Regions from separate parts of the Homo sapiens genome. Here region 2 is linked to region 1. The links are chromatin contacts, found by Hi-C or POLR2A ChIA-PET in ENCODE. All regions are on one chromosome and are shown on one strand. Each heading gives the region's core, a stretch centred on a gene start or an enhancer-like site at or near the end of the contact. The rest is flanking DNA. Distances are from core to core; before and after follow the strand shown. Region 1 holds the start of GNLY (granulysin). Region 2 has its middle 13 kb from the start of MIR6071.

Region 1 (4,410 bases), core at 1,397-3,896:
AATTCAATGGGAAAAGAAAAATCTTTTCAAGAAATTGATATGAAGAAACAAAACCTCAACCCAGCTCACACTATACATTAATTTGAGATGAGTCATAGACCTAAATGTCAAAGTTAAAATTATAAAAGTTCTAGAAAAAAACATAGAGGTGATTTTTATGATAGCGTAAGTGAAGATTTCCTGAAGAAGATACAGCAGGCAATATTTCTTTTCTTTTCTTTTTTTTGAGACGGAGTCTCGCTCTGTCGCCAGGCTGGAGTGCAGTGGCGCGATCTCGGCTCACTGCAAGCTCCGCAGAAGGCAATATTTCACAGAGGAATTCTTTGTGGGCCTGGGCCTGACTTGCAATGGGCCAGTTCCTGGGGTACCATGGGTGGGAATTGGGTAAAACTTACCCCAGGTTCTTATCACACGGGACCCCAGAGGCCTGGGTGGAGGCTTGTGACTAACTACATGAGCTTTGCCACGTACTCCTCAATACCTCTGACAAGGACTTACTGCAGTGTTTGGTCTCACCAAGTTTCCCACAATAAAGAGACATGAGTCACCTTTCAAGACCCTTTACCCCCAAGAATGTGGTCTTCACACATGAGACCAAGGTCTACAAGTGGTCAGGAGAGAGGGGGTCTGCTCAGATGGGGGAGTAGTGCCTGAGCTGGCCTCAAGAGGGTTAAGTGGCCCTGCACTGAAAACCTGGACACTGAGTTAGGGTAGGGCTGGGGGAAAACTTGGGCTTTGGAGTCGTAGGGTCTGGGTTCAAATCCACAGACCATTCCCTTCCTAGCTGTGTGTTGGTGGGTAATTCACTGGATCTTTCTGAGTCCTGGTTTCCTCATCTGAGGTAAAACGAGTTTGCCGGTTGGTCTGAGAGCTGTTCTAGGCATGGTGGGGAGACCCTGACAGGCAGAGGCAGCCCTGCTCTCAAGCAGTTGATTTACAGCTGGGGAAACAAGACAGCCACAAATGCAATACCTCAAACTCAACTTCTCACCAGAAAGCTCCTTTTCCTAATTTTCACAGCCAGTCCCTCAGCCTCCTGGGCCCCAAATACTAGTAAAACCTTTGCCTCCTCTCTCTTCTTTCTTTCTTGTAATCATATAGGTACAAAGTCCTACCAATTCTTCCTGAAATATGTTTCCTTATCAAAAAGTCCTGCAAAGCCGTGCGTGGTTGCTCATGCCTATAATCCCAGCACTTTGGAGGCTGGGAGGATCGCTTGAGTCCAGGAGTTCGAGACCAGCCTGGACAACATATGGAGACCCATCTCTACCAAAAATTTTAAAATCAGCAGGGGTGGTAGTGGCAAGCACCTGTGGTCTCATCTACTTGGGAGGCTGAGGTGGGGGGATTGTTGGAGCCTGGGCGGTTGAGGCTGCAGTGATCTGTGATTGCACCACTGCACTCTAGCCTGAGGTACAGAGCAAGAACTTGTATCAGAAAAAAAAAAAAAAAGTCCTGCGGTAGCTGACACTGCCATTGCCTATACGATTCCCATTCCCTCATCCTCCCTAGCAGGATATCAATTTTGTTCGAAGTGTCAATGAAGGCCAGGTGCGGTGGCTGATGCCTGTAATCCTAACACTTTGGGAGGCCGAGGCAGGCGGATCACCTGAGGTCAGGAGTTCAAGACCAGCCTGGCCAACATGGTGAAACCCTGTCTCTACTAAAAACACACAAATTAGCAGGGCATGGTGGCGTGCACCTGTAATCCCAGCTACTCAGGAGGCTGAGACAGGAGAATCACTTGAACCCGGAGGTGGAGGTTGCAATCAGCCAAGATCACACCACTGCACTTCAGCTTGGGTGACAAGAGTGAAACTCTGTCTCAAAAAAGAAAAACAAAACAAAAACAAACAACAACAACAAAAAGCAAAGTGTCAGTGAAGGTCCAGCAAAAGACTCCCTTCCTATTGCCCTTTGCAGCCAGGGTCATCATGTGACACAGTTCAGATCAATGAGATGGAGGCTGAGGGTCCCTGGGAAAGATGTTTTTCCTATACAGGTACCACCTCTTTCAGCTTCACTCTTTCCATTTTCCACGTGAACAGGCCTTGTAGCCTGGAGGAGCTACAGCTGCCTTTTTGAGATGCTGAGGCACCCTGTCTGAAGAAGGCCCTCACATCACTCAACTTGACTACTGGGTGAGCCCTTGGAGAGGCTTCCCAGCCTCTGCTCTTCAAGCCGAAGTACCACAGGGGACACGAGTCCCAGAGTTACAGGACCCCAGCTATGGTTCATGTGTAAAGGGAACCATTAGGCAACCAGGGGAAATGATGAAGAAGATCTACATTTACAAATGTGGAAAGATGTTCGTGGTATATTGTTAAATTAAAAAGCTGTTTAAAAATAGTTTTTGGGTCAAGTGAGATGACTCACTTATACTTTTAGTATAAGTATGTCCCATGCAATATCTGGAACGTACTTGTACTAAGGGGTTTCTCCCTCCATCGGCACATCCCAGGCATCCTGGCAGCTGCTGGCCTCCAGCAACCCCACATTCTAGTTGTGTGGGAGTGGGGTGTGGCATGGACCCTGTGGGCTACCACTGCCCTGAGCTGCTTCTTCACACACTGGTATTTGTATCTGTGGTAAACCCAGTGACACGGGGGAGATGACATACAAAAAGGGCAGGACCTGAGAAAGATTAAGCTGCAGGCTCCCTGCCCATAAAACAGGGTGTGAAAGGCATCTCAGCGGCTGCCCCACCATGGCTACCTGGGCCCTCCTGCTCCTTGCAGCCATGCTCCTGGGCAACCCAGGTAAGGCCTTCCCCTCGGGATCGATCCTGATGGCCCACCCAGCCTCGCACTCTCAGGCTGGCTGAACCTGGAGCTTGGACTCTGTGGGCACCCAGGTGCCCCTGCCTCCCCCCGGCCTTCTCCCCCGTCATGGAGGCCTGGCCTCCCCTCAGAGCCAGGCTTAGTCCAGTGTGCTGCCCAGCCTGTCACTGGCCTGGCCAAGGAGGAGAGACAGGCCAGGGATTCTGGTCCTAACTCTACTGGCCACACTGTGTGGCCTGAGACCCCCCTTTCCCTCCCAAGCCCCTGCCTCCGCATCTGCGTGGTGAAGGCCATTGGCCCTCATCGGTGGATCTGCGTTTCCTCGGGCCTACACTGTCTAGGATTGTGCGGGGCTGGTGAGAGAACAAGATCTCTTCTGTGTTCAAGGCAGACTTCCTGCCCCCTGCACCCTGCTCTCTCCCAGGCCTTGAGGTCAGTGTGAGCCCCAAGGGCAAGAACACTTCTGGAAGGGAGAGTGGATTTGGCTGGGCCATCTGGATGGAAGGTAAAAAAAGAAAATCCCTTGAAAGGAGATTGAGGGAAGTTTCTAGACAAACCGACCCCCAAATCTGTGTTGCTGGGGGAACAGAGGAGAAGAGAGAGTCTCGCCCTCCTGGCTTTCTAGAAGGAACGTGAGAACACGTGTTTGTGCTGAGAGTGGGTCAGAGCGGCTCCAGGGCAAAGCATGTGGACAGGTATCCTGGCCCCCTGCAAGGCCCAGCTCCTGTCCTAGGCCCTGGTCACCTCCTGGACTCCCACCAGCCAGGAGAACGGGCTTTCCCTCTCCTTCCGCCTGCGGAGGGGAAGCTGAAGTCTGGTCTTCCTCAGGTCTGGTCTTCTCTCGTCTGAGCCCTGAGTACTACGACCTGGCAAGAGCCCACCTGCGTGATGAGGAGAAATCCTGCCCGTGCCTGGCCCAGGAGGGCCCCCAGGTACGTGTTGGCTCTCTGCTCACCTGCCACAGTCCCTCTCCTTTCCCTCCTCCCTGGTGGCTCCTGGGGTGAGGTCTGGAGCTCTCTAATGGTCAGGAGGTGGGAGTGGAGGCTGGGCTGTTTCTGACGATGCTGGTTTTGTTGAATTCATGTCTGGCCAGGAGGGCTACAGGTATCTGGCAGACTCCTCCAGGAGGATCCTCTGGGGTCTCACCCTCCAAGGAGCCTGGGGCTGCAGAACCCAAATAGGCAGACTCCCCTGGGAGTTCCTCAATAGGAGAGGGGCAAGTGCAGGGCTGGGAAAGTACTGGGGGTGTGGGAGGCTGTTTCTGGGGTGTCTCAGAGCCTCTAAGACAAGCAAAAGGGTGGGCAGGGGCCAGGCAGCCAGTTCAGGCCTTCAGTGTATCCACGCTCTGGGAAGAGATCACGGACATTCCTGCCGGCCTCAGAAACACAAAGGGCCCCTTTCCTGGGCACTTTCACGCGCTCCCAGAGTGTCTGAGAGACCATCATAAGGGCTTTCTTTCCTGACAGGGTGACCTGTTGACCAAAACACAGGAGCTGGGCCGTGACTACAGGACCTGTCTGACGATAGTCCAAAAACTGAAGAAGATGGTGGATAAGCCCACCCAGGTGAGGCCAAGGGGCTACAGAGCCTCCTGTCTGCTGCTCAATGGAGGGGCCAGCCTGTGACCAGG
Region 2 (4,410 bases), core at 972-3,471, 100 kb after region 1:
CGGAGACCCCTTTCTAGCGGGCAGACAAGCTGGGGATTAATGGGTTAGGGGGCCCAGAACCCCAGTTCAGGCAAGTGAGGAGACGCCCAGAGTCGAGCCTCCATGTTGTCCACGCAGACAACATGGGTCCCTCTGGGAACCCGAAGGCCTGGGCTCCAGCTTGGCCCGATCCTTCACTCCATGCCTGCAACCTCTGAGGTCGCTCCTGGCTTGGCAGTCTCCCACCTGGTCCTCACACTGCCTTGTCCCGCCCCGATGCTGGGGTTCAGGGTCAGATTAAAACTCCCCTCACTGGCTCTACTGCCCCCGGAGACCCAGGGTGCACCCTGTTCTTGCTGAAACAGCTGTATTTCCCCTCCTGAGAGATTTTCTTTTGAGCCAGAGAATTATTTGAAAGAGCAAAGACCTTCCAGAGTTGTTAAACAAAACAACACACCATCTCTAGAGGAATTACAAATAAATGGGGATTCACCCTTCAAATCTGGATAAAGCTCCCCTCCCCAGACCTCAAACTTGCTGCTCAACTAAAGCTGCTTTGACCTTGGACCAGACCTCCCTGTGCCTGGGCCTCCCAGGACATGTCCTCTCTCCCCCGTGGCCTGGTTCCTTGCACCTCCATCTGTCTTCCTGGCTCCGTCGTGCACTCCTGGAAGGCAGAGAGTGTGGTCATCTCCCCAGGGCAGAACGGCCCTCAGGACCTGCGTTGATGCAGCGCTGCTGGCCTGGGCTAGAAAAGTTTTTCGCGATTCTCTGCCCTGGCGAGTGGCTGCAGGGTCCTGCCCACCCCAATGCAGCCCAGCCCGGCCCTGGGGTTATCCTGCAGAGCCCAGTAGAGTCAGGTGTGGGAGGGAAGTATGAAGTAGGATGAATGCTCTCGGCACAAAATGGCTAAGGAGCTGGAGCCAGACGGAACACACAGTGAGGGGAACCCCGAGAAGTACTGCGCTTCTCCAGCCCAAAGCCATCTGGAGAGACTGAAGTGAATGTCTCGCGCACACGACAAGGTGGCAGGGTTCATTCCTCCCAGGGCCCATCTGCAGCCCCCAGCCCCAGGTCCTGAGCCTGCCTTGAGGCCTGCCTCCCTGCAGAGCTTTGTCTCTGTCTCCCACTGAGCCGGGCCTCTCCTCAGGACCCCCTTTCCTCCTCACAGAGGCCACCCCTCTCAGAGCCAGCCCTCTCTCGGCTCTCCCCGCTTTATCCTGGCCCATTCTGCCTCAGCTGCTTTCCTCAGTGCGTGGATTCCAGTGGCAGCAACATCTGCTGGGCACTGTCTGGCCCGTGGGTGGTCACAGGGTGCCAAGGACCCTAGTGCTGTTTCTTGGCCCTGCCACTCACTGGCTGTGTGACCTAGGGCAAGTCGCTCCCCTCCCTGAGCCTCAGTTTCTCTTTGTAAAAAGTGGTTGGAAGAGATGGTGACTAAAGCCTCTTCCAGGTACTTAATGGACGCAGCCTGTTCCCCTGCTGAGATGCTGTCTTCACTGGCTCTGCGCCTCCGTCTCCCTGGTTTGGCTCCTGCTTCTTTGGCTGCTCCTTCCAGGCCCCCTTGGCCTGTTGTCACACTCCGGGGCTCAGTCCTCGGGACTCCCCACTCAGGCTGCTGACTTCCAATTCCTGTCTGTATCCCAGAGACGGAGAGGATAATATCTGCTCATTCAACACCAGACTGAGTTAAATATCTAAGGAATTTCTACTCTAAACCCAGCGTTTAGAGCCAGCCCTGCCCCACTGGCCATCATCCACCACAGGCAGGCAGAGGCATTTCATTCCGTCTGCCTTCCCCCTCAGCACTGGCCCCGGTCGGCCTGTCCTTGCCCAGGTCCTCTGGGCCCCTCCCAGGGCTGTGGCCTTCCTTTGGCTGGGACCTTAGGCAGGGCTCATTTCCTCCCAGGCCTGAGCACTTTCCCAAGGAGCCAGCGCCTGTCCCTGCTGCCCAGTGCTTCCTCAGAGGCAGGACTTTGGCAAGCACTGCCTTGCTGCTGATGAGACTTAATTAACGCAGGGATCCGCTTTCCTCCTGGCCCTGGGAGAGAGGCGCCCGCCTTGGAGCTCGAGGACACAGGGTACCCCATTGTTCTCTGGAGAAACACAGCTGCCCCTCTGCAGCTGCTGCCCCGGGCCTGTCAGCTGCCTTCTCTGCTCTCGGAGGTCCTTCCCACTCTCCTCCCTGAGGGGCTTATTCAAGTGCCCACCAGCAGAGATCCACATCCTTCCCCTGAGCTGGTCTCTTCAGGGTGTCCATGGTGCTGACTCCACAGGTCGAGCATTAGGCCTCATTGGACTGGACGTATCAGGCATCGGCGCAGCCCGTTCCCCTGCTGAGATGTTGTCTTCACTGGCTCTGCAGCTCCGTCTCCTTGGTTTGGCTCCTGCTTCTCCGGCTGCTCCTTCCAGGCCCCCTTTGCCTGTTGTCACACCCCAGGGCTCAGTCCTCGGGACTCCCCACTCACTCAGGGCCACGCCCTTCATAGGCTGCTGACTTCCAATTCCTGTCTGTATCCCAGAGACGAATAGGAATAGATATCGCTCTGTCTATCACAATAGATATTCCTATCTGCATCACCCAGAGCGAAGCTGAATCCTTGCCTTCAAGGCCCCGCACCACCTGCCCTGGCACCTCCCTGACCTCACCTTCACTGCTGTCGTCTGTGTGGTTGACACACCAAACCCAGCCACTCTTTGCATTAGGCCTTCGCATCGGCTGTTCCCCCTGCCTGGAATGCTCTTTCCCCAGTATCCGTTTGGCTCGTTCCCTCATTATCTTCAGTCCTCTGGTTGAATAGCACCTCCTTAGCAAGCCCTTCCGTGATGGCTCGATCTTATTTATTTGTTTGTTTGTTTGTTTGTTTTTTGAGACAGAATCTCACTCTGTCGCCCAGGCTGGAGTGCACTGGCGAGATCTTGGATCACTGCAAACTCTGCCTCCCAGGTTCAAGCGATTCTTCTGCCTCAGCGTCTGAGTAGCTGGGATTACAGGTGTGTGCCATCACATCTGGCTAATTTTTGTATTTTTAGTAAAGACGGGGTTCCACCATGTTGGCCAGGCTGGTCTCGAACTCCTGACCTCAAGCGATCTGCCCACTTCGGCCTCCCAAATTGCTGGGATTACAGGTGTGAGCCACCGCGCCCAGCCAATGGCTCTATTTTAAATCGCAATACTCCCCTACTTCCCCTAGCACTCTCTCCCCTGCTTTATTTTCTCCATAGTACTCATCACTCTCTGCCACGCTATGTCAGTTTGAAAACACTATCACCTCCCTCTAGACCGTAAAGTTCATGAGAGCGGGGGTTTTTGTTTTGCTGACCACTGCATCCCTAGTGTCTAAACAGTGCCCCCTTGGGGCTTTTTGGAACTAGGAATGCTGTCCTCAGTCTCCAGTAGCTGATGAACAAATATTTGTTGCACAAATGGATGAATGCTTCATTAAATGTACTTGTACATGTATCTTTATGTCCTGGTGGTTTGACTTCTGTAGACTAGATCATGGAAGTGTGGTTATTCTGTCCAGTGTATGTATAGAGTATTTTTAATTTTAATAAACAACTCTAGATTACTTTCCCAAGAGGTTGAAGCAATTCATGCCCATTTCTCTGCCTGTGCTGGACGTTATCACACTTGAGTTCTTGCCAGTCTTCTGGGGAAGCAGGGAAGGCATCTCATTGCTTTAATTTTCATTTTCCTGCCTAATAGAGAAGAACATTGTTCATATTTATTGACCACTTGAATTTCTGTTTCTGTGAATTGTCTTGTTTATTATAGTCTTTGCCTATTTTTGTTTTTACAGGGGAGGTGGGTGGGGGAGGACTGACGTTTTCTAACATGTGTGTAAGACGGAATCTGCATTTTTTTTTTAAAGCATCCCAGGTAATTGTGATACTTATGGCCATTCCCAGCGCTATCGCTTAGTATGAGGATCCTCCTGGTCCGCTACTGCCTGGCAGGCTCTGGGGTCCTCTATGGGTTTTAGAATGAAAGGTTTTAAGGTTTTTTTTCATTGCTGGTACTCTGTACTTTCTACAACGATCTTGTGTTACTTTTTTAAAAAGGATATTAAAAAACAATCATAGGAAAACCCTTGTACTGTAATACCAAGTGGAAAAGCATTTACAGTTAGGATGTACTTTCTGATGAGAATGACATAAAAAGGCTCTCTGTATGCAGAAAACCCTAGCAGTGAATGGCCAGAATGAAAACATAGGATTGTGGGTAATATTCCTTACAATGGAAGTTTTCCTTACGATGGAAGGCAGACAAGTGGGGGAAGAAGAGGTGAGGGTGAACCCCTAGTGGAAAAAGAGTGCCTGCTGGAATGGTAGCACTTGGGCTAAAATACCCTCCTTTTGTGGCTTGGCAGACATCACTAATTAATCACTTCAGCAGTTCCTCCTAAGCTCCAGCTTGGTCTTAGAATC

Evidence for each region. A loop is a pair of places that touch in the nucleus more often than their neighbours do. ChIA-PET counts read pairs that join two places held with the same protein, here RNA polymerase II (POLR2A).
Region 2: POLR2A ChIA-PET joins it to region 1 with 11 read pairs in activated CD4-positive, alpha-beta T cell. The contact joins the enhancer-like site here to the promoter of GNLY in region 1. A Hi-C loop is called at or near these places in 2 of 168 maps with a recorded cell type or tissue (astrocyte of the cerebellum and transverse colon). POLR2A ChIA-PET finds 5 or more read pairs at or near these places in 2 of 52 experiments (AG04450 and activated CD4-positive, alpha-beta T cell).

What each region holds. Positions count from the first base shown.
Region 1 is chr2:85,691,712-85,696,121 of GRCh38, forward strand. It overlaps GNLY (granulysin), which reads left to right and starts at 2,647. Exons shown (of 5, transcript NM_006433.5): 1 at 2,647-2,759; 2 at 3,609-3,712; 3 at 4,247-4,345. The coding sequence starts at 2,708.
Region 2 is chr2:85,794,835-85,799,244 of GRCh38, forward strand. No RefSeq gene overlaps it. Among named protein-coding and RNA genes, the nearest start is that of MIR6071, 13 kb to the left of the region's middle. RefSeq lists an enhancer at 1,858-2,601. Within about 2 kb of position 2,222, at least 14 of the 41 ENCODE cell types and tissues checked have a DNase peak (open chromatin) inside an H3K27ac peak, as active enhancers do.